Regions from separate parts of the Homo sapiens genome. Here region 2 is linked to region 1. A link is an interaction called in ENCODE POLR2A ChIA-PET data of the cell type or tissue named here. Cell type or tissue: Panc1. All regions are shown on one strand. Each heading gives the region's core, and the rest is flanking DNA. Links, peaks and the distances in the headings are about the cores only.

What was found. Peaks named below come from ENCODE experiments on the same cell type or tissue, not always from the same donor. Only the 100,000 strongest peaks of a DNase experiment are listed, where the experiment ranks them.
Region 2: POLR2A ChIA-PET joins it to region 1 with 12 read pairs; 2 of 35 experiments call an interaction of 5 or more read pairs at or near these places.

The regions. Positions count from the first base shown.
Region 1 is chr7:101,708,767-101,721,459 of GRCh38, forward strand. No RefSeq gene overlaps it. Among named protein-coding and RNA genes, the nearest start is that of MYL10, 86 kb to the left of the region's middle. In Panc1, for the core only: no CTCF peak of the experiment used is centred there; no DNase peak of the experiment used is centred there.
Region 2 is chr7:102,126,776-102,139,468 of GRCh38, forward strand. The region is part of intron 8 of CUX1 (cut like homeobox 1); the gene reads left to right. Among named protein-coding and RNA genes, the nearest start is that of SH2B2, 150 kb to the right of the region's middle. RefSeq lists an enhancer at 7,634-7,928. In Panc1, for the core only: no CTCF peak of the experiment used is centred there; DNase peaks (open chromatin) are centred at 7,826, 8,206, 8,452 and 8,696; H3K27ac peaks cover 3,056 bases.

The DNA of each region.
Region 1 (12,693 bases), core at 1,914-9,913:
GCTAGAGCACAATAGTGTGATCTCGACTCACTGCAAACTCCGCCTCCCAGGTTCAGGTGATTCTCCTACCTCAGCCTCCTGAGTGGCTGGGATTACAGGTGCCTGCCACCACGCCCAGCTAATTTTTGTATTTTTAGTGAAGACAAGGTTTCACCATGTTGGCCAGGCTGGTCTCAAACTCCTGACCTCAGGTGATCCACCCACCTCAGCCTCCCAAAGTGTTGGGATTACAGGCATGAGCCACCACACCTGGAGATTTTTCATCTATTCAGTAAATATTAACTTCCTGTGGCCAGGGTGCTGGGGATCTGGCCCCACACAGACGGTGTAGGAAGGTGTCCCTTGGCCCATGCCTTCCTGATGCTGTGCCCTGGGTTGGGAGAGGAGTGAGGCAGGTGCAGGAGGAGAGCAACACGTGCGAAGGTCCGGAAGTGAGACAGAGGGGCTTTGGGAACAGTAGACTGGAGTGTGCAAGGGAGGGCGGGAGACAGGAGGCCCGAGGCCAGATCCTAAAGGGCCTTTGCACCTGGGCTATGGAGTCCGAGCACCATCCAGAGCACACAAGGAGCCACCAGAAGGACTCAAAGTGCTTTGATGCGCTAAGGGGAAATGTGGGTTACGAGGCCAGGACTGGAGGCAGAGGGTTGGTAAGAGGTTGCAGTTGTGGACCAGTTTCAAAAGATGGATGGGGGCTGGGCACAATGGCTCATGCCTGTAATCCCAGCACTTGGGGAGGTCAGGAGTTCGAGACCAGCCTGGCCAACATGGTGAAACCCCGTCTCTACTAAAAATACAAAAAAATAGCTGGGCGTGGTGGCAGGCGCCTGTAATCCCGGCTATTCAGGAGGCTTCAGCAGGAGAATCGTTTGAGCCCAGGAGGCCGAGGTTGCAGCGAACAGAAATCTCACACCACTGTACTCCAGCCTGGGTGACAGAGGGAGATTCCATAAAAAAAAAAAAAAAAAAAAAAAAAAAAAAAAAAAGATGGATGGGAACCAAATCTGGGGTTACTTTTTTTTAGAGACAGAGTCTTGCTCTATCACCCAGGCTGGAGTGCAGTGGTGCAATCACAGCTCCCTACAGCCTTGACCTCTCGGGCTCAAATGATGCTCCTACCTCAGCCTCCTGAGTAGCTGGGACTACAGGCATGTGCCACTGAGCTGGGCCGGGGTAACTTTGTGTCCCTTCTTGGCCATTTACCAGCTGTGAGACCTTAGGCATGTGATTGATGTAACTCCCAGCCACGTTTCCTTGTTCCTAAATTGCAATAGTGATGCTTGGTTCCCCAGGTAGCAAGATTTAATAGAGATTAAAAGAGGGGCTAGCCGGGGGTGGTGGCTCATGCTTGTAATCCCAGCACTTTGGGAGGCTGAGGTGGGTGGATCACCTGATGTCAGGAGTTTGAGGCCAGCCTGGTCAACATGGTGAAACCCCGTCTCTACTAAAAATACAAAAAATTAGCCGGGCGTGGTGGCGCACACCTGTTATCCCAGCTACTCGGGAGGCTGAGGCAGGAGAATCACTTGAACCTGGGAGGGGGAGGTTGCAATGAGCCAAGGTCGTGCCATTACACTCCAGCCTGGGCAACAAGAGAGAGACTCCATCTCAAAAAATAAAAAAATAATAAAAGAGGGGCTATACCATACTTAATAAATAATTGCATAGCTAAATAAATGGGGACAGAAGGACCGCTCTTTCATACAGTAGAATTCTGATTAATATGTGTACAAGAAAAGAAGGAAATAGGAAAGTCACCAGTAGACAACGATTGTGGCAAATGATATCACCAATGGATGCTAAAATTGATGGATGAAAGTTTAAGCAGAAACAGGATGTGCCTGGTCTCAAAGTATCACCCCAAAATAACGATTAACTAGCAAGAGAAGGGAGACAGTAACTGTACAGGGAGAAACCCCTGTAATCAGTGAGCAAGACTCATACCGCAAGATGCGCGCAGACTGCACTGAGATGGACGTGATGTTATCTTTGTGATATTCTCACCCCAAATGCATACACTCGCTCTGAGCAAGAGAATGCACTGGACAAACTCAAAATTGAGGGAAATTGGACAAAATAGCTGATTGGGGTTAGTCTTCAAAAGTGACTTCCGGCCGGCCGCGGTGGCTCACACCTGCAATCCCAGCACTTTGGGAGGCTAAGGCAGGCAGATCACCTGAAGTCAGGAGTTTGAGATCAGCCTAGCCAATATGGCAAAACCCTGTCTCTACTAAAAATACAAAAATCATCTGGGCATGGTGGCTCGCATCTGTAATCCCAGCTACTTGGGTGGCTGAGGCAGGAGAATCGCTTGAACCCAGGAGGTGGTGGTTGCAGTGAGCCGAGATGGCACCACTGCACTCCAGCCTGGATGACAGAGCAAGACTCCGTCTCAAAAAAAAAAAAAAAGTGACTTCCAGGCTGGGCACAGTGGCAGTGGCTCATGTCCATAATCCCAGCACTTTGGAAGGCTTAAACAGGAGCATTGCTTGAGCCCAGGAGTTCAACACCATCCTGGGCAACATAAGGAGACACCGTCTCTACTAAAAAATAAAAATAAAAAAATAGCCTAGCATGGTGGTACATGCCTGTGGTCCCAGCTACTCAGGAAGCTGAGGTGGGAGGATTGCTTGAGGCCAGTAAGTGGAGGCTGCAATGAGCTATTATTGTGCCACTGCACTCCAGCCTGAGCAACACCGTGAGACCCTGTCTCAAAAAAGAAAAAAAAAATGACTTCCAAAGTGTCAAGGTTATGAAAGAAGAAAGACTGAGGAGCTACCACCAACAGCAGGAGGTGAAGGAGAAATAACAATTACATGCAACGTGGGATCCTGAGAGCAGGATCCTGAGACAGAATAAAGAGAGCCATGAAAAAACCAGTGAAATTCAAATAAACACGCTTTGCAGTTTTCTTAATGGTATTGCACCCACGTTAATCTGCTTCTGATTATTGCACTGTGTTTATATAAGACATTAACTTTAGGGAAAGCTGGGTGTGACCTATACAGAAACTTTATTTGTACAACTTTTCAGTAAATCTAAAATTATTAATAATTTAAAATAAAAAAAGTTTTTTTTTTTAAAAGGACTATATCAGTTATCAGTTGTTCTTAGCCTCAGAGACACATTTGATCACCAAGAGGCCAAGAGAGTTGTGTGTCTTGCTTTTATTTATTTATTTTTTTTAGAGATAGGGTTTTGCTACGTTGCCCAGGCTGGTCTCAAACTCCTGGCCTCAAACCATCCTCCTGCCTCGGCCTCCCAAAGTGCTGGGATTATAGGTGTGAGCCACAGTGCTTGGCCCCCAAGAGAGGTTTTTAATACTGTGTCCTGGCCCCTCCTGGGATCAGTTGAACCAGTATCTTGGGAGAGGCCCAGGCATGGTTAGTTATTAAAAATCCCCAGTCGATGTTCATGGCAGCCCCTGTTGAAGGGTGGGCTATATGTAAATTACTTGGCCCAGAGTAGGCTCTTTTTTTTTTTTTTTTTTTTTTTTTTTTGAGACAGGGTCTAACCCTGTTGCCCAGGCTGGAACACAGCGGTGCAATCTCAGACTCTCTGCAGCCTCAAATTCCTGGACTCAAGCAATCCTCCCACCTCTGCCTCCCGAGTAGCTGGGACTACAGGCATGCAACGTCTCACCTGGCTAATTTTTTTTTTTTTTTTTTGTAGAGATGGAGTTTTGCCATGTTCCCCAGACTGGTCTTGAACTCTTGAGCTCAAGCGATCCACTCACCTCAGCCTCCCAAAGCTACAGGCATGTGCCACCATGGCTGGCCTGGTTCTTCAATAAATGATCATTCCCCAATATAAATGTGTGGGTTCATCACCTGACATCTTCATGCACTCACAGACTACTGAGCACCTACTACGTGCAAGGCACTGTGAGACATAGCAGGGATGCCACGGTGGGCAAGAAAGACAAGGTCCTCATATTCCAGAGCGGGGTGGGGACAAGATAAACAATAAATGCGTGAAATGAACACACATGGGACTTTACAAAAAAAAGGAGACTTTAATGGAAATAAATGGATATGATAGGGAGTAACTGGGGATGGAGGTGCAAGCTCCATTAGATGGAGTAGTTCAGGAGGACATCCTGGAGGAGGTGACATTTTAGCTGACAGTTAAATTGGAATGATGAGAAAGATGGAATCATAAGAAGAGCCAGGGAGAGACTAGATTTTCTGTGCAATGGAAAGACTCCAGTGATCATTGAAGGGATGAAGGGCAAGGCAGGGATGTTCTTTGATCTGATTTTGTTTTTGTTTTTGTTTTTGTTTTTAAGACAGAGTCTCGCTCTGTCACCCAGGCTGGAGTGTAGTGGCGTGATATCAGCTCACTGCAACCTCCACCTGCCGGGTTCAAGTGATTCTCTCACCTCTGCCTCCTGATAGGCTGAGACTACAGGTGACCGCCATCACACCCGGCTAATTTTTGTACTTTTAGTAGAGACAGGGTTTCACCATGTTGGCCAGGCTGGTCTTGAACTCCTTTCCTCAAGTAATCCACCCACCTTGGCCTCCCAAACTGCTGGATTTACAGGTGTGAGCCACCACACCCAGCCTCATATATATATATTTTTTTAATTATTATTTTTTAGAGACAGGGTCTCATGCTGTCATCCAGGCTGGAGTGCAGTGGTACAATCATAGCTCACTTTAGCCTCCAACTCCTGGGCTCAAGTGATCCCCCAACCTCGGCCTCCCAAAGTGCTGGGATTACAGGCACAAGCCACTACACCCGGCCTGATTTAGGATTTTTAAAGATTACTCTGGAAAGCAAAAAGGTTACTCTGGCTGCCAGAGGGAGGCTGATCCATGGGGGATGAGTTAGGAGGCTCTAAGATCTGTATAGGAGAGAGATGATGGTGGCCCAGACCAGAAAGGCGGTGACAGAGGAGGAGTTGAACACATTGAAACTGGCACCCCGTTGAGCTAAGGTTTGGGGTAAGCAGTGCCCTGGCCACCTAGCTCCTCAGCAGAGCAACTGCCCTTTCATTTATAATTATTATTATTATTGAGATGGAGTCTTGCTCTGTCACCCAGGCTGGAGTCCAGTGGTGCAATCTCAGCTCACTGCAACCTCCACCTCCTGGGTTCAAGCGATTCTCCTGCTAAAGCCTCCCAAGTAGCTGAGATTACAGGTGCCCACCACCACACCTGGCTAATTTTATACTTTCGGTAGAGACAGGGTTTCACCATGTTGGCCAGGCTGGTCCTGAACTCCTGGCCTCAAGTGATCTACCCACCTCTGCTTCCCACAGTGCTGGGATAACAGGCATGAGCCACTGTTCCTGGCCAGCAACTGCCCTTTCAAATCCAGCCAGTGCCTACTTGTTAACACCTATCGCATGCCAGTCCCCCAGCCCAGCATCATCATGGCCACAGGCTCCCCTCCTGCAGTCACCCATATGCCTGAACATGTCACATCCTACAGTCACCCTGTAAGCCACATGCTCCCGGAGTCCCTAATACTGATGGCAGAACTAAAGCTCAGAGAGGAGTAGACACTCAGCCAACATCACACAGCTTGTGGAACCCAGGACCGCCTGTCTCGCTGCCCCAGGCTGGTTCCCCAGTCAGGACCCACCACTTCCTCTGAGCCTGGAGGATGAGGGGAGGTGTTGGCAGAAAGCCACCCTAGTGCTCCGAGCAAACAAGAGCAGGATTGATCTCCAGAGCCAAGCTGAGCCCACGCAGCCGAAGATGGCAGCACTGTCATCTCCAGGGTGCCTGGGCCTCAGCCCAGAGACATAGTTCTACCTGCCCAGCCTGATCCCTGAATTCCTAGACATCCCAGCCCAGGAAAGCCAAGTTCCCAGGAAAGCAATTCTTACTAAGGTGTGAATGGCTGATAGCCAGTCCTTTCCTGAAAGGGAGTGACAGCATGGGGACACTGAGTTCCAGAAGCAAAAGAAAGGGGAAGGTACTAAAAATAAAATCTTTGGCCAGGTGTGGTGGCTCACGCCTGTAATCCCAGCACCTTGGGAGGCTGAGGCGGGCGGATCACTTGAGGTCAAGAGTTTGAGACCAGCCTGGCCAATATGGTGAAACCCCGTTTCTACTACAAATACAAAAATTAGCTAGGTGTGTTGGCAGGCGCCTGTAATCTCAGCTACTCAGGAGGCTGAGGTAGGAGAATCGTTTGAACCTGGGGGGCGGAGGCTGCAGTGAGCCAAGATCACGCCACTGCACTCCAGCCTAGGAGACAGAATGAGACTCCGTCTCAAAAAAAAAAAAAAAAAACTTAGCCCCTTTTCTATTTTACATCCTCTTCACAGCTGGAGCTCCTTGGGGCTCAGTTATTAGCTGCAAACTCCTCCACTTAACTCCTCAAATCAGCAACAGATGGAGGAACTCAACTTTCAGCCCAGCCCCACCTAATGCTGGAGTCCTGTCAACAGTGGACAATTGTCCCCTCCTGGCTTGAACACCTCCAATGACCAACCCTTATAATGTTCATTAAAAAACCTAGTGTTATTTAACAACATTGCTATTAGAAAGTCCCTTTGCATGTGTGAGCAACAAAGCAGTAGGTATAAAGCAAACACAGCTGGAACTATTGGTTTCCCTTTTACAGATGGGGAAACTGAGGCACCAGGAGGTGAAGGCATTGCCCGAGGTCACCCATGAAAGAATGGAGCTGGCCAGGCACAGTGGCTCATGCCTGTAATCCCAGCACTTTGGGATGCCGAGGCAGGCGGATCACAAGGTTAGGAGATCAAGACCATCCTGGCCAACATGGTGAAAATACAAAAAAAAAAAAAAAAAAAAACTAAAATACAAAAAAAATACAAAATTACTAAAAATACAAAACAAAAAATAGCTGGGTGTGGTGGTGCTTGCCTGTAATCCCAGCTACTTGGGAGGCTGAGGCACAAGAATCGCTTGAACCCAGGAGGTGGAGGTTGCAGTGGGCCGAGATTATGCCACTGCACTACAGCCTGGCGACACAGCAAGACTCCGTCTCAAAAAAAGAATGAAGCTGGGATGTAAACCAAGGCAGGGATCCTGGCTCCTGAAACCTCTCCAGTGAGTGATCTGAAGGCCCCGGACCCTGGCCTGCTGACTACATCATTAGCTACTCCCCAAGTAAAGTGTGGTCTCCCAAAGGCCACTTCCAATGCCCTGCCATGTGCCCCAGGAGGAAGCGGGGTCTTCCTGACCCAACTTTGAACATGCACTTGGAGCCGGGCGCGGTGGCTCACGCCTGTAATCCCAGCACTTTGGGAGGCCGAGGCGGGTGGATCACAAGGTCAGGAGATCGAGACCATCCTGGCTAACATGGTGAAACCCCGGCTCTACTAAAAATACAAAAAATTAGCTGGGCCTGGTGGCGGGCGCCTGTAGTCCCAGCTACTCGGGAGGCTGAGGCAGGAGAATGGCACGAACCCGGGAGGCGGAGCTTGCAGTGAGCCGAGATCGTGCCGCTTGCATTCCAGCCTGGGCGACAGAGCCAAACTCCATCTCAAAAAAAAAAAAAAACAAAAAAAAAAACGAACATGCACTTGGAGTCCCCAGTCAAGACAGCCTGGAAGAAATGAGGGCAACATGGGCGACTCAGTGGACCCCAAATGCATGCCACCATGGCTTCCCCTGATCCACACATCTTCTCTTGTCCCCTCCCTTCCACCCACTCACATGCTGGGCTTTCTCAGCATCCCTGGCAGGGACCTCTGTCTCGGATCACAAAGATGAATAAGAGAAGGAGGCTGTTGGCCTGGCACAGTGGCTCACAGCTGTAATCCCAACACTCTGGGAGGCTGAGGTGGGCAGATCACCTGAGGTCAGGGGTTCGAGACCAGCCTGGCCAACATGTGAAACCCCATCTCTACTAAAAATACAAAAATTAGCTAGGTGTGGTGGTGCACACCTGTAGTCCCAGCTACTCGGGAGCCTGAAGCAGGAGAATCTCTTGAACCCAGGAGGCATAGGCTGCGGTGAGGCAAGATCGCATGACTGCACTCCAACCTGGGCAACATAGCAAGACCTCATCTATATGTAAATAAAATATGCATAATAATAATTTTTTTTTTGAGATGGATTCTCACTCTGTTGCCCGGGCAAGAGTGTAGTGGCATGATTTTAGCTCACTGCAACCTCTGCCTCCCAGGTTCAAGTGATTCTTCTGCCTCAGCCTCCCGAGTAGCTGGGATCACAGGCATGCGCCACCATGCCTGGCTAACTTTTGTATTTTTAGTAGAGACGGGGCTTCACCATGTTGGCCAGGCTGGTCTCGAACTCCTGACCTCAGGTGATCTGCCCGCCTCAGCCTCCCAGAGTGCTGGGATTACAGGTGTGAGCCACCATGCCAGCCTAATAATAATTTTTAAAAGACAAGGCCGGCTGGGCGCAGTGGCTCATGCTTGTAATCCCAGCACTTTGGGAGGCTGAGGTGGGCAGATCACCTGAGGTCAGGAGTTTGAGACCCACCTGGCTACCATGAGGAAGCCCTGTCTCTACTAAAAATACAAAAAATTAACCGGGCGTGGTGGCACACGCCTGTAATCTCAGCTACTCAGGAGGCTGAGGCAGGAGAGTTGCTTGAATCCAGGAAGCAGAAGTTGCAGTGAGCTGAGATGGCGCCACTGCACTCCAGCCTGGGTAACAGAGCAAGACTCTGTCTCAAAAAAAAAAAAAAAAAAAAAAAAGACAAGGTCTCATCCTTTCCTGGTTGGGTCTTGAGAAATCACCTCTCTGAGCCACACAAGATTCCCTCCAAAAACAGTCCCACATCTAGAGGGCACAGAGCCGTCTCTGCCCTTGCACCCCTTCCACAGTGATTGTGGACTCTGGGATGAAGGGACAGCTGCACCCATGCCCCCTTCTGCCTGTTCTCACATCCTTCCAATCCTAGACCACCCCTCACCCTGTTCTCTTGGGAACCCCAGCTGCCCTCAGCCCCAGACCCCCCGAACCATACTCCCACTGGGACCTGGGCTGCCTTAATCCGAGCCCCCTCCCTCCCTGCAAAAGGCTGCGAACGCTTTTGAGGGCTGGAACATCTGGCTAATGGTGGGGAAAGTGCTGAGACGACAGGTTATTTCAACACTGTCATCATCTGTTGGGTATTTCAACACTCAGTGCTTGTGCAAGAGACTTAATGGGACCTGTCATAAACTCACGCTGTCTCAAAGCTCGGGCACGTCGCGGCGGGGCTGATGGGGAGTTGTCAGGGTTTAGCAATAGGCCCTGTCTTGGGGCCCGTAGCCTCCTTAAGGGTTATTTGTCTCCACTGTGGAAGGCTCAGAGAGAAATCTCAAGATGTCAGAGAAAATCCCGAGCAATTACCTCCCGGGGTAATTAGATGGTGGCACAGATAGCCTGTCTTCCTGCCTTCCCTCCTGCCCGGCAGAGGGAGGGAGAGAGGGGGACCAGCCGGTCCAGCCCCCTGCGCCAGCCCCGTGGGGGAAAGAGGCCGCAGATGACCTCATGGAAGCAACGGTGGTGAATCATGGCCCAGACCACATTCACATTTCCCCGGGGGTGGGCAAGCGTGTTGATCACCGGAGGGGCAGCTTCAACACCCAGAGAGATGGGGGGCAGGTCGGGGAGTAGGGGTGCTCCAGGATGTTTGATTCGGTTCAGCCCTGATCCAAGACTTTGTCTGAACTCAATCGCCTCTCTAAAAGGCTACACAGGGTGGAGGGCGGGGTAGCGCCTCCCGAAACCAGGAGGCGAGGTCCCCGGGAGGGAGGTCGCCGACCACACTTGTGAGGGCTGTGCAGAGTTCCCCACCACTGGCTCTCCCGGGGCAAGTAAGAGGCCCTGCCCCATGCCGGCAACACCGGAAATGAACTAAACTGGGCAGAGCAGAGACTCTAGGGCCTCAGACAGCCCCACTGCCCGGGAAGAGGGGCAATGGCTCAGCTACAGAGGCCTCTTGGTATGGGGATTCATAGGAGGGCCCTGGGGAGGCCTGAGGGATGAGTGATCAGACTCCCTCAAAGAAAACCAGAGCCCCAGCTGAGAACCAGCTCGGTGCCCATCCACCCTCCCCGTTCCACCCCAACACGCTTATCCCCAGAGTGTTCCGGAGAGGTGGTTCCAACTAGGGGTCTGGTGGGAGTTCATGAGGATGGGAGTTCATGAGGAAAGAGAGCACAGGATCCCCAGCCCTGGATGGGACAGGCGGGGAGGTGCCGGGAAGAACACCCAGGGAGAAGGAAGAACATGGAGAACGCGGAGAACGCATCGGGTACGCCAGCAGGACTGTGTGCCTGGAAACCAGAATGCAGGCCATTAAGACACGGACCGGGCAGGCCTGGGCAGGGCAGCCCACGAGTGCAGATCCCTTGGGGCACTGGGGAGCCACAGAAGGTCTTTGATCCCTGCAGTTACACATATACCAAGGGACTTTGAGCCCCTTCTCAGGATCGGTCTGGCAGCAGCTAGGGAAGAGTTCTAGGGGTGGGTAGGAGGAGGTGGGAGGTGCAAGAAGTCGGAGAATAACCTAAGTGAGGACAACCGCCAGGATGAGAAGGCGGAGGGGGCATGGGACTAAGGACGCTGGGAAGTAGACACCCCAGGACTGGGGCCCGAGCTGGGAGGAGCTGGACGAGGAGGGGCCCTTTCTCAGAACCAGTCTACAGAGGTGAGAGGGAGGACAGATGGGGAGGGGCTTGCTTGGACTTTGGGATCTTCCTAGAAATCGGCCACACAGGACCCAGATGGTCTCTGTGTCCCTCTGTCATGGGGACAACGATCCTCCGCTTCAATCGGACCCTTAGAGTCACTCAGACATTCTCCCAGGGCACACATCAACCAAGAATATGGTTTTTTGTTTTGGTTTGGTTTGGTTTTGTGGCTTGTTTGGGTTTTTTTTCCAGACAAAGTCTCACTCTGTCACCCAGGCTGGAGTGCAGTGGCAAAATCATAGCTCACTGCAGTCTCAAGCCCCTGGCCTCCAGTGATCCTCCCACCTCAGTCTCCCAAGTAGCCAGGACCACACAGGCGTGCGCCACCATAACTGGCTTTATTTATTTATTTTCAATTTTTTTTTTCTTGAGACAGAGGCTCGCTCTGTCACCCAGGCCGGAGTGCAGTGGCACAATCTTGGCTCACTGCAACCTTCACCTCCCGAGTTCAAGTGATTCTCCTGCCTTAGCCTCCCAAGTAGCTGGGATTACAGGCATGCGCCACCACACCCGGCTAATTTTTTTGTATTTTTTAGTAGAGATGGGGTTTCACCATGTTGGCCAGGCTGATCTCGAACTCCTGACCTCAGGTCAGGTGATCTACCCACCTCGGCCTTCCAAAGTGCTGGGATTACAGGCGTGAACCAACGCGCCCGGCCATTTTTTTCTTTCATTATTTGTAGAGACACTATGTTGCCCACATTGGTCTTGAACTTCTGGAATCAAGTGATTGTCCTGCCTCAGCCTCCCAAAGTGCTGGGATTACAGGTGTGAACCACCGCGCCCGGCCCAAGCCCCTGCCTTTATATGATCACATCACCACCTCCAAACAGAGGAGAAGCTGCCAGCCCTGCCATCTTCAGACAGACAAGGTTGGGGACGGAATGGTTTCCTCTGACTCGCAGCTGGGGCTCACCTGATGCTCTCTCCTGTCCTGTGTGGCAGGCACTGTGATCATCCCATTTTACAGATGAGAAGACTTGCTGCTCACAGGTGCAGAGCCCAAGGCAGCCATCCCTGTGATCTCTCTCCTGCCTGGGGCACCTCAAGTGTCAGGACCGGCCCTCCTTTACTTTCTGGGCAGGAAACCTCATTGGAGCTCCCCTGCGTGAGGTGGGAGGGATCCAGCCCCTGCCCCTCACCAACACTCCAGTGTGGCTTCCTGTCTGCCACCTGCCTCCCCTCCCATGCCAAAGACCAACGTTGCCTGGGTATAGGGGCCCATGGTGAAGCAACCATGAAATAGAAAGGGGCCCTGGGATGGGAGTCGGGAGACGGATGCTGTGGCAGCCCCAGCCCTGACCCTAACATATTCTGCCATCAGGAGGAAGTTATCTATCAATTCCAGGCTTCCAATTCCTGCCCTGCAGAAAGAGGCAGTGGCCTACAGTTTCTAGTCAAGAGATGACATTGTGGCGTGGTGGAGAAAGGCCCCCCAAGCACAGCCAGCCACCAGGTTGGGGTTTTAGTCCTGCCTCTGAAGTGGACAACCTCGCTTCCCCAGGCCTTGTCTTCTCTTTTTTTTTTTTTTTTTTTTTGAGACAATCTCGCTCTGTCACCCAGGCTGGAATGCAATGGTACAATCTCAGCTCACTGCAACCTCCGCCTCCTGAGTTCAAGTGATTCTGCTGCCTCAGCCTCCCGAGTAGCTGGGATTACAGGTGCGTGCCACCACGCCTGGCTAATTTTTGTATTTTTGGTAGAGACGGGGTTTCACCATGTTGGCCAGACTGGTCTTGAACTCCTGACCTCAGGTGATCCACCTGCCTCAGCCTCCCAAAGTGCTGGGATTACAGGCGTGAGCCACCGTGCCTGGCCTTCTCATCTTTAACTGGGGTACAATGGCATCTCTCTCAGACACAGCCCAGTGCAGGTGCCACGAGAGTGACGTATGATGTTCTCAGTGTGACAGGCAATGTCCCCATCCTGTTCTAGAACCTTCTGTGGTTCCTTGACAGACCGTCCCCAGCTGGAAGGCTGGACCACGAACTACTTGCTAAAAACAGGTCTGTGGACTGTGGGCCGAGCGCAGGGGCTCATGCCTGTGATCCCAGTGC
Region 2 (12,693 bases), core at 2,842-10,841, 420 kb after region 1:
AGCACGTTCTATTTATTGTGCACTTTATTATTATGACATTGTAATATATAATGAAATAATTCTACAACTCACCATCATGTAGAATCAGTGGGAGCCCTGAGCTTGTTTTTCTGCAACTACACAGTCCCATCTGGGGGTGATGGGAGACAGTGACAGATCATCAGGCATTAGATTCTCATAAGGAGTGTGCAGCCTAGATCCCTCGCATGCGCAGTTCACAGTAGGGTTTGCACTCCTATGAGAATCTAATGCTGCTGCTCATCTGACGGGAGGCAGAGCTCAAGCAGTCATGAGAGCAATGGGGAGCAGCTGTAAATACAGACGAAGCTTCCCTCCTGCAGCGCATCTCCTGCTGTGCGGCCCAGTTCCTAGCAGGCCACAGATGTGGCCAAGGGACTGGGGACCCCTGATCTATATAGTGCTTTCTTTTTTCTTTTTTTTCTTTTTACGAGATAGGGTCTCACCCTGTCACCCAGCCTGCAGGGCAGTTGCACTATCATAGCTCACTGCAGCCTCCAACTCCTGGGCTTGAGCGATCCTCCCACCTCAGCCTCCCGAGTAGCTAGGACTGCAGGTGTGCACCCCACACCAGGCCAGTTTTGTATTTTTTGTAGAGACAGGGTCTTGCCGTGTTGCCCAGGCTGGTTTTGAACTCCTGGGCTCAAACAATCCTCCCACCTTGGCCTCCCAAAGTGCTGAGTGGGATTATAGGCATGAGCTGCTTCGCCCAAACTCGTCTGTTTTTTACCAGTGGCATAGACTGATAACATGATTTTGATTTCTAGGGTTTGTTTTTTGTTTTTGTTTTTTTTTTTACCTGACATGTTGTAAATATTTCTTGCTTATCATTAAATATTCTTCAGAAACACAGTGCATACTGCATAACATTCCATCACGTAGGTGAGCCCTAAGACTTACCACTTATTTCCCTGCTGTTCAGGAGCCTGATTTATTACACTGCTTTCATTGCCCTTTGGGGTTTAATCTGGGGAGCTTTGTCCCTGTTCTTTCTATGCCTTCATGTTCTGCCAGTGGCTGTGGCATCTTTTTCGTGTTTTTTGTTTGTTTGTTTGTTTGTTTTGTTTTGTTTGAGACGGAGTCCTGCTCTGTCACCCAGGCTGGAGTGCCGTGGCATGATCTCGGCTCACTGCAACCTCCACCTCCCAGATTTAAGCGATTCTTCTGCCTCGGCCTCCTGAGTAGCTGGGACTACAGGTGTGTGCCACCACGCCCAGTGAATTTTTGTATTTTTAGTAGAGACAGGGTTTCGCCAGTTGGCCAAGCTGGTCTGACCTCAGGTGATCGGCCCACTTCAGCCTCCAGAAGGGCTGGGATTACAGGCGTGAGCCACCACGCCCAGCCGGCTGTGGCATCTTGAGGTAGCCTCCCAAGGCCATCATCAGACAAGAGCGTTTGGAAGCCCAGAATTCTCCAAGGGCTCATGGCAGTACTGGCACGGGGCCTCTGTTCCTAGACTGCTGCTCCATGACGTTTGTAGATGCCTCTAGTGAAAAGTCAGGGACAGTGGATGATATGCACGGCTCAGAGACCCTGACTCTGGTCCCATCTGTCCCCAGGTGTGACCCCACAAAGCCCCTCCCTCGGCCGCAGCACCGGATTGGGCCGGGTGCCAGGCAGGACGGAGGAGCTGGCCCTTTTGTCAGCCTCTTGCACTTTCTTGCCCAGTTCTACTTCCCAGAGACCTGGATCTCGGATGCTGTCCCCCAGCAGGGCCTGTTTGTGGAGTGGCCTTCAGGCAGGGCTGCATCCAGGGCACCGGGCACAGCATGAGTCACGGTGGGAAGAACCTGGGTCGCAACATCGTAAAGACCTGGGTTTAATTCCCAACTCCATGAATTATGTAACCTCAAGCAGGGCAGGAGGTTTCCTTACTCAGACCTTAGTATTTTCATAAGTGAAATAAAAGAATGCCACGCCTCACCTGTAATCCCAGCACTTTGGGAGATCAAGGCAGGTGGATCACTTGAGGCCAAGAGTTTGAGACCAGACTGGCCAACATGAGGAAACCCTGTCTCTATTAAAAATACAAAAATTTGCTGGGCGTGGTGGCATGTGTCTGTAATTCTAGCTACTCGGGAGGCTGAAGTAGAAGAATCACTTGAACTGGGGAGGTGGAGGTTGCAGTGAGCTGAGATCCCGCCACTGCACTCCAGCCTGGGCAACAGAGACTCTGTTTCAAAAAAAAAAGAGAAAAGAATGCCACATTAGTGCCTGGTACAGGACCTCTATAAAGGGTGGCTGACATTGCTGCTCCTGCTGCCTGCAAGGCACCTGGCATCACCTGGCACATTTTAAAAAGGTCTGCTTACCTCCCCCTGCTCAAGGTCTCTTCCCACTCTTAAGAATTATGTCGCTTTCCATGATGAGTTTGTAAAAATCATTATCCGCACTGCAAGACCTACTCATCCATATTAGCGTGCCACAGCTGGGGCACCCAGGTGTAAAGCTTTGTTTCCCATCATCTTCCTCAGGGACCCTAAATTTTAAAATCTGCATCAGTCACCATTGAGGTGCCACTAAATGTGGTGGCCAAAAGTTCCAAGTTCAAACCATTGCACAGCTGCAAATGCCTTCATAGATGGGTCTCTAAAAAATCAAACACCAGGGCTGGGCACAGTGGCTCACCTCTGTAATCCCAGCACTTTGGGAGGCCAAGATGGGCAGATCACTTGAGGTCAGGAGTTCGAGACCAGCCTGGCCAACATGGTAAAACCCTGTCTCTACTAAAAATACAAAAATTAGCTGGGCGTGGTAGTGGGTGCCTGTAATCCCAGCTACTCGGGAGGCTGAAGCAGGAGAATGGCTTGAACCTGGGAGGCAGAGGCTGCAGTGAGCCGAGATTGTGCCATTGCACTCCAGCCTGGGAAACAGAGTGAGGCTCCATCTCAAAGAAAAAATCAACACCAGAGGTTAATAATCTAGTAACTAACTGTCTTCTATGTGCCACATTTTTGCAAGATCCAAGTTTTAAAGTGAGAACAAGTTGTTCGGTCCCCGCCCAGCTGACTGTGACACCAAGGTGGCGGCCCGCATTGGAGATCTGGTTCCATCTGACTTGGAAAATTTGGGGCACCGTGGGCTGGTGTGAAACAAATTAAAAGAGGTGCCAAACAGCCAGGCACCCAGCAAGGATGCCCAGGGCTCTTGTTCGGGGATTTCGTTAAAAAACTTTTTGGAACCCACCTCAAAGAATGAAAAGTTTCCTATAGGAAGGCAGGAGCGAGCGAGATAATTGAACTCATTGATTTCCTTCACGGCTTGTTTGCCCTTTCATTCTCTTCCCGAGGTGCTATTTGTTGAGGAATGTCTCCAATTGCCAGAAAGACAGTGGGGTGTCTCATATTTCCTCGCCACCTCTCCTTTCAGCCAGTGCTGAGTTCTAAGGCAAGCCTGCAATATGAATTTTTAATGCCGAGCTTTATGGCATCACTCCCGCACAGCCCGACTGCATCACTCTCCTGAGCCTTCAGATTTAATGCTCCAATGAACAGAGCAAAGACTGGGGCATTCAACATCAGTGAGAATTAACCCCCACATGACCACAGCAGTGCCCTCTGATTTTCCTAAAGAGGGTTGGGAAAAAATAAAAATTATGTAGTGTTGGCCGGGTAAGGTGGCTCACACCTGTAACTCCATCACTTTGGGAGGCTGAGATGGGTGGATCACCTGAGGTCAGGAGTTCGAGACCAGTCTGGCCAACATAGCAAAACCCCATCTCTACTAAAAACACAAAAATTAGCTGGGCGTGGTGACGGGAGCTTGTAATCCCAGCTACTTGGGAGGCTGAGGCAGGAGAATCGCTTGAACCCAGGAGGCAGAGGTTGCAGTGAGCTGAAATCACGCCACTGCACTCCAGCCTGGGCAACAGAGCAAGACTCCATCTTATAAAAAAAATTATGTAGTGTTGAGAATCCTTGCTATCCAAATAGCCTGAAGCACAAAAGCACAGCTTATTCTTGAAATTTTATGGAATAGCCTATATTTTGACCTTTTTGCTTCTTCTAAGTTGGACGATGTGTGCTTCGAAGCATTTCTGTGATCTTCCCACCCTTAAAAAAAAAATCTCTGCAGGCTGGGAGTGGTGGCTCACGCCTGTAATCCCAGCACTTTGGGAGACTGTGGTGGGCAGATTGCCTGAGGTCAGGAGTTCAAGACCGGCCTGGCCAACATGATGAAACCCTGTCTCTACTGAAAATACGAAAATTAGCCGGGCGTGGTGGTACACGCCTGTAGTCCCAGCTACTCAGAAAGCTGAGTCAGCGAGATCATGCCACTGCATTTCAGCCTGGTCAACAGAGTGAGACTCCATCTCAAAAAAAAAAAAAAAAAACTCTCCAGTTTGTAGGATTTAATGAATATATAGATGACCGGCTGTTCTGCGGTTTCCGTGGAAAGCCCAAATGTAATTAGAAATCCAATTTCCGATCGATTTTTCCAATGGAAAAAGGACCAGTTGTGTTAAGTGGCTAATTCTTTTTTTATGCAGATGGTTGATTGTCATTTTCTTATAGTAGCTTTCTGAATTTTTGCAGACGTCAAAACTAAGAAAAAGTTGTATATAAAAATTGCTCAATTGGCCAGGTGCAGTGGCTCACGCCTCTAATCCTAACATTTTGGGAGGCCGAGGCAGGAGGGTCGTTTGAGGCCAGGAATTCAAGACCAGCCTGGGCAAAACAGCAAGACATAATTTCTGTTTAAAAAAAAAAAAAAAAGTTTGAACATAAAAACTGCTCAAATTTAAGTACATTAAAGAAGGACAGAGTCTTTAGTAAATGGTAGAATAACAAGCCAACTATGTAGAAGCCAGTAGAATCAGAGCTGAGCCCCATGCAAAATAAAATCTATTTAGTTATTTTTATTTATTTTTTATTTTATTTATTTATTTTTTTTTTTTGAGACAGGGTCTTGCTGTCTCACCCAGGCTGAAGTGCAGTGGCGTGATCTTGGCTCACTGCAACCTCTGCCTCCCAGGTTCAAGCAGTTCTCCTGCCTCAGCCTCCTGAGTAGCTGGGATTACAGGCGCGCACCACCATGCCTAGCCAATTTTTGTATTTTAGTAAAGATGGGGTTTCACCATGTTGGCTAGGCTGGTCTTGAACTCCTGACCTCAAGTGATCCACCCACCTCTGCCTGCCAAAGTGCTGGGATTACAGGCGTGAGCCACCACGCTCAGTTTAGATGTTTAAAACATTTAAATGTGACCAGAAAGAAATCCATAAAAACACTAGGAGCAATTTTAGGTGTATATTTATATAATAAGGGGGTGGAAAAACTTTTTTTTAAGCATGATGCCAAAAGTAGAAATCACAAAGGGAAGAAATTCAGAGCTTTGTGGAGATGGATGGGCGGGTGGATAGATGGATGGGCGGGTGGATAGATGGATGGGCGGGTGGATAGATGGATGGGCGGGTGGATAGATGGATGGATGGACAGACGGATGGGCAGATGGATTTAGACAGACTGGCAAAAATATTTGCAATATATATGAGAGAGAGAGTGTGTGTGTGTGTGTGCGCGCGCGCGCGCGCACGCCACGCACACACGCATCTTTACAGAACAATAAGAAAAAGTTTCATTTCCCAATAGTAAAACCTCTATATTTTCAGTTTCTTACTAGACATTTCTACTATGAGCATCTCAAACTCAGATTAAGTTGTTATTCTCCGTAACTTCCCCCTTCCCTATAGTCAGCCCCCTTCTGCTTTCTTCCTCTGCCCGACCATACCTGCTCCTCCTTCATTCCAGAAACTGAGGGTATTTCGTCACTCCTTTGTGAGCCCTCCTGTCTAATTCATGTTAGTTCCGCCTTCTTGCAACATTGTACATTCCCAACTTCATCACCACTCTCACTACCGTCATTTTAATTTGTTTTTCTTTGCTTTTCTTTTTTTTTTTTTTTTTTTGAGACAGGGTCTCGCTCTGTCACTTGCAGTGGCGCAATCTCTGCTCACTGCAACCTCCACCTCCCAGGTTCAAGCGATTCTCCTGCCTCAGCTTCCTGAGTAGCTGGGATTACAGGCACCCGCCACTACACCTGGCTAATTTTTGTATTTTTAGTAGTGACAGGGTTCACCATGTTGGCCAGGCTGGTCGCAAACTCCTGACCTCAAGTGATTCACCTGCCTCAGCCTCCCAAAGTGCTGGGATTACAGGCGTGAGCCACCGCACCCGGCCTTAATTTGTTTTTCGTCTCTTGGTCTCACTTCAAGATCTTCTGAACTTGACCCTCTGCCACCAGTATCTCCCTGGACAAAACCACCCTCCAAGCATCTGCTAAAGTTATCTTTCTAAAATCTGTCTGATCCTGCTAAAACCTGTCCCACTTAAAATCTCTCCGTGGCACCCTCTCTCATATCTAAGGGAAAGTCCAAAATCACAGCATGATGCACAAGGCACTTTGGGATGCAGCCCTGCCTTCCCAGCCTCATCTTAGGCCAACTCAAACTCCACCGTCCTATAGAATCCCAGGCCTTTCTTTCCCCAGCTCACCTTGCAGCCGGTTCTACCTTTCCTGACAAGCTGATCCTGCCCTGCCTTGCCTGCTCCTATGCCCACACTTACCTGCTGTGGTGAAAGAGGGCTCTGGTCTCCCTCATTCTAGGGGCTCTTCATGTGGGGTCTATAGAGAGAACCTGGGGGCTTCATGAATTGGACCCAGAAAAAAATACATCTTTTTTTTTTTTTTTTTTTTTTTTTTGAGATGGAGTCTTGCCCTGTCACCCAGGCTGGAGTGCAGTGATGCAATTGTGGCTCTCTGCAACCTCCGCCTCCCGGGTTCAAGCGATTCTCCTGCCTTAGCCTACCAAGTAGTTGGGACCACAGGCATGTGCCACCACACCCAGATAATTTTTGTAGTTTTTAGTAGAGACAGGGTTTCACCATGTTGGCCAGGCTGGTCTTGAACTCCTGACCTCGTGATCCACCCGCCTCCGCCTCCCAAAGTGCTGGGACTACAGGCGTGAGCCACCACACTCGGCCTAGAAAATACATCTTTATTTCCATCAGTGTCTAACTGCAATGTAGCATTTCCTTCCATTGTAAATGAAGCCCCCACACCGGGGTAATTGCAGACTGTGACCTCGTTGCGAGTGGAAATCACAGAGGCTTTCACATCTCATTCCCGTTGTTACGGAGGTCACAAACGCTGTTTGGATTCATCACTACTTCAAAATGTCAGTGGTTCTTAGATTTGTTATTTAGTGCAACAGTAAAGAACAGTTGTTCCTGTATCACAAATCTGGTTTTAAAAAAAGATTGTCCTGGCGCGCTGGCTCACACCTGTAATCACAGCACCTTGAGAGGCCAAGGTGGGCAGATCACTTTGAGGTCAGGTGTTCGAGGCCAGTCTGGCCAACATGGTGAAACCTCATATCTCCTAAAAGTTTAAAAAATTAGCTGGGAGTGGTGGTGGGCACCTGTAATCCCAGCTACTCTGGTGGCTGAGGCAGGAGAATCGCTTGAACCCGGGAGGTGGAGGTTGCAGTTAGCTGAGATTGCACCACTGCACTTCAGCCTGGGCAACAGAGCTAGACTCAGTCTCAAAAATAAAAATTAAAAAAAATTGCAATAACTGCACTTCAAAATAATTGTTTTCCTTGGTCCTTAAAACATGATTAGACTTCTGTCCAATAATGGCCTTGTGGACTTACGTCTTTAAAACATTCCAAATAGATGCCTGTATTCTTGACAAGACTTCCAGAGGGGACCGTGGCAAAGGAAGGGTTAAGCATCTGCGTCAGACTGACAGTGTCTTGACCGGATCCTCCTCCGTCTTTCCCCCACCGCTTTGCACAGTGCCACATGACTTTTTATTTGTTTTGAGACAGGATCCAGCTCTGTTGCCCAGACTGGAATGCAGTGGCGCAATCACGACTCACTGCAGCCCTGACCTCCTGGGCTCAAGTGATCCTCCCACCTCAGCCTCCTGAGTAGCTGGGACTATAGGCAAGTGCCACCACACCCAGCTAATTCTTTTTATTTTTAGAGATGGGGTCTCACTGTGTTACCCAGGCTGGTCTCAAACTCCTGGGCTCAAGCGATCCTCCCACCTCTCCCTCCCGAAGTTCTGGGATTACAGACAGGAGTCACAGCGCCAGGTCCCTATTTATTTTACTCTTTGTGTGTTTCCTTATATCCTGTAAAAATGGGTACAGTGGAAACTGGGCAGTAATTCTACACGTATTCTGGATTTTAGCTACTCACATTTATGGTTACTTTTACCTATCAATTAATTGCTTTTCTTTTCACTCGAGTTTTAGTGATTTTCACTGTCCAAAAGAATCGTGTATAGTTGACCCTTGAACAACACAGGGGTTAGAGGCACTGACCCCCGACACAGTGAAAAATCCAAGTACAACTTTTGACTCCTCAAAAGCTTTACTGACAGCCTGCTAGTGACCGGAAGCCTTACCAGTTACATGAAGTGCCGATTAAGATGTTTTGTAAGTTACATATGTTATATACAATATTCTTCCAATAAAGTAAGGCAGAGAAAAGAAAATGTTAAGAAATCCTAAGGAAGAGAAAACACACTTTCCGTTCATTAAGTGGAAGTGGATCATCAAAAAGGTCTTCATCCCTGTTGTCTTCACATCAAGTAGGCCAAGGAAGAGGAGGGTTGGTCTCGCTGTCTCGGGTGACAGCGGAGGAGGACGTGGAGGAGGTGGGAGGGGGGCCAGACACACTCAGTGTAATTTTACTGAAAAATATTCAAGTTGAAGTGGAACCATATTGTTCAGACCCATATTTGAGGGTCAACTTGTGTGTGTGTGTGTTTGTGTGTGTGTGTGTGTATGTACACACACACAAAAAATAATATATATAAAAACATGAGTCCCAGCAATCTTATCCTTAATCATTTCTAATGTGGTTTCAGTGAGAGAAAATAGTCTTTTCAGGCCAGGCACGGTGGCTCATGCCTGTAATTCCAGCACTTTGGGAGGCCAAGGCAGGCGGATCACTTGAGGTCACGAGTTCAAGACCAGCCTGGCCAAGATGGTGTAAACCCATCTCTACTCTAAATACAAAAATTGTCCTGGTGTGGTGGCGCGTGCCTATAGTCCTAGCTACTTGGGAGGCTGAGGCAGGAGAATCCTTGAACCCGGGAGGTGGAGGTCACAGTGAGCTGAGATCACGCCACCACACACCAGCCTGGGAGACAGAGCAAGGCTCTGTCTCAAAAAAAAAAGAAAATGGTTTTTTCTCCTCAATCCATTTTCTTATTTTTCAATGACCTATTATATCTTTAATGTGTCTGAAGTTTATTATATCATATAAAATAATATTTGTTTCTGTTTGTTATTCTTTAATACTCAGTTTGCCCAATAATATTGATGATTTCTTCCCCCAACATATAATATCTGACAAATCAGGTATAAATACATATAGCTCTGGATTTCTGTCTATAATTTCATTCTATCAGTCTAGTTTTTCACTCTAATAAGTGCCACACTCTTGATGACGTCTCCTTGTTTTCTATTTCAGTATTTGTATAGCCAGTTTACTATTGTTGTTTTTAGTTTAAAAGAAAAAAAAACAACAACCTTTAGTATTTTGGTCACCTATTTTTTCTGTATGCATCTCGTCATTTTACCAACTTTTTTTTTTTTTATTTGAGATGGAGTCTTGCTCTCTCACCCATGCTGGAGTGCAGTGGCACGATCTCAGCTCACTGCAACCTCCACCTCCCAGGTTCAAGCAATTCTCCTGCCTCAGCCTCCCCAATAGCTGGGATTACAGGCACCGCCACCACACCCAGCTAATTTTTGTATTTTTAATGGAGACGGGGTTTCACCATGTTGGTCAGGCTGGTCTGAAACTCCTGACGTCATGATCCGCCCACCTTGGCCTCCCAAAGTGCTGGGATTTTAGACGTGAGCCACCGTGCCCGGCCATTTTACCAACTTTTATAAATTAACTTGGGAGAGAAATGTATGTTTCTTTGTATTTAATGCAGCTGCACATAAATGTATCATTCTCTTCCTTTGCTCCAAGCATTTTGTAATCCAATTTTTCTACAGATGGAGTTTATGCTATGTTATTTTAATTCCCACGTGCTTCTGTGTTTACCTCTGTTGTAAATGAGACAGATCTTTTATTTCATTTTGTGGATGTTTATTACTGGTGTAGGGGAGTTTGTTATTTTCTTGTGTTTACCAAGAAACATAGGGCTTTGCTGAACGCTTGATTGTCCCAGCCCATTTGCTCAAGTGAATCCCTGGGATTTGGGGAGCACGGGACTGCATTACCTACAAGTAGTGAACGTGCACCCTGTGTGACACTCAGAACTTCTGATCCTCTTCTTTCATTCCTGTGTTCAGAAGGAGCATTCTGTTATAGGTCTGGGAAGAATCGTGGAGGCTCTTGGTTTAAGCCTGTGTCCCTTTCCATGTTAATCAAATGCTCCAATGATTTCCCCTCTGTAAATTGAACTGTGACCTGGTTTTTAGATGCCATGGGATCAAAGCCCCGCAACTGTGTTAGATCCTTCTAGTGGGGTAGTTTTCTATTAGGTCGGTGCAAAAGTAATTGCGGTTTTTGCCATTAAAAGTAATGGCAGGTTGGGCGCGGTGGCTCACACCTGTAATCCCAGCGCTTTGGGAGGTTGAGGCAGGCGGATCACCTGAGGTCACAAGTTCAAGACCACACTGGCCAACATGGCTAAACCCTGCCTCTACTGAAAATACAAAAATTAGCCGGGCGTGGTGGTGGATGCCTATAATCCCAGCTACTCGGGAGGCTGAGGCATGAGAATTGCTTGAACCCTGGAGGTGAAGGTTACAGTGAGCTGAGATGGCACCGCTGCACTCCAGCCTGGGCGAGAAGAGTGAATCTCCGTCAAAAAAGAAAAAGGTAATGGCAAAACCACAGTTACTTTTGCACCGACCTAATAGTAGGATTACACTTTTAAATAGTACATTTCATTCCATTTTTATTTTACATATTTTATAGATTTTCTTGCTTATTTAAGACAAGTTGAAGCTTATGTTTCTATTTACTGTGCCATTTAGCATTTCTTATTTCTCCCTAACATTATTATGCTACATATAATATTGATTAGTCTGGCTTCAAACCTTACCTTAATTAGCCTTAAAAAAAAAATCTAGTTGGCCAAGCACACTGGCTCACACCTGTAGCCTCAACACTTTGGGAGGCCAAGGCAGAAGGATCACTTGAACCCAGGAACTGGAGACCAGCCTGGGCAACGTAGTGAGATCGTCTCACTAAAAAAAGTTAAAAATTAGCTGGGCATGGTGGTGCTCACTGTAGTCTTAGCTACTTTGGAGACTGAGGAGGGAGGATTGCTTGAGCCCAGGAGGTCAAGGCTGCAGTGAGCCAAAATCGTGCCACTGCACCCCAGCCTGGGCAACAAAGTGAGATCCCGTCTCCAAAAACAAAAAGTCTAGTTAATCATTGCCTTTTTACTCAAAATGTGTTTCTACCACCCTTTTTGGATTTTTAAAAAATATGTATTTTATTTTTATGGGTAAATTTGGCCTAATTACATTTTACTGATATAACTCTTAACTTAAATTTCTCTTTATTGTTGAATTGTTGATCCTTTTCTTTTTTCTAATTCACAGTATCTCTGTCCTAGGCTTTCTGATCTATTTAAGGAAGATTGAGTGAACAGCCTAATTGACCCTCTGAATGTCCCCTGAGCCTTCTAATCCGCCCTGCCTTGAGCCTCCTCTTGTAACTGAAATTCACTTTCTGATGCAGAACCATTGAGCCCTTCTGAAACCTTTTCAAAACTATATATTTAAATTTTCTTATCAAACTGTACTGTTATTAGATTACATGTCTAGCATAGCAGCAAATTATACTTCATTATATTAACCTTGCCACTTCCCTCTACAATGAGACCCGATCTTTTATAAGATACTCTGGACCTACAAATTCCTGCTGGTGAATTCTTTAAAGTTATATGGATTTTCAACGATCGTCTACTCCCTTTACAAAGCAGCTGCTGTTTAGCAGGATTATCCATTAGTGGTAAGAATCCTTTATTCCCTAGCATATGGTAAATATTTTTTACCAACTTGAGGTATGCCACGTAGATCCCACGGGATTTACACACATAGACAAAGGCATTCTTCTCATCACATTGTTTTAAACAATCCAGCTGCCATTTTAGCTTTCACTAAACTTAGAAATGTATCAGCTTGGCCGGGCATTGTGGGTCACACCTCTAATCTCAGCACTTTGGGAGATCAAGGCAGGCGGATCATTTGAGGTCAGGAGTTTGAGACCAGCCTGGCCAACATGGAGAAACCCCATCTGTACTAAAAATACAAAAATTAGCTGGGTGTGGTGGTATGCACCTGTAATTCCAGCTACTCAGGAGGCTGAGACCCGGGAATCACTTGAACCCGGGAGGCAGAGTTTGCAGTGAGCCGAGATCGTGCTGCTGCACTCCAGCCTGGGCAACAGAGAGAGACTACATCTTAAAAAAAAAAAAAAAAAAAAAAAGGAATGGTATCAACTCGACACCCAGGGTCCTTCTGTAAGTTAAAACCTGGGAAGTGCCCTACCCTGGCATTTGAAAAGTGGCTGAATCCAATTTCCTGTCCAGAATTACAATGACATTGTATTGATACATTGATGATCAAAAGCATAGCTAAGCTGTAAGGCTGGTTATTGGATATACATCTTCCAAGTGGAGAGATTATT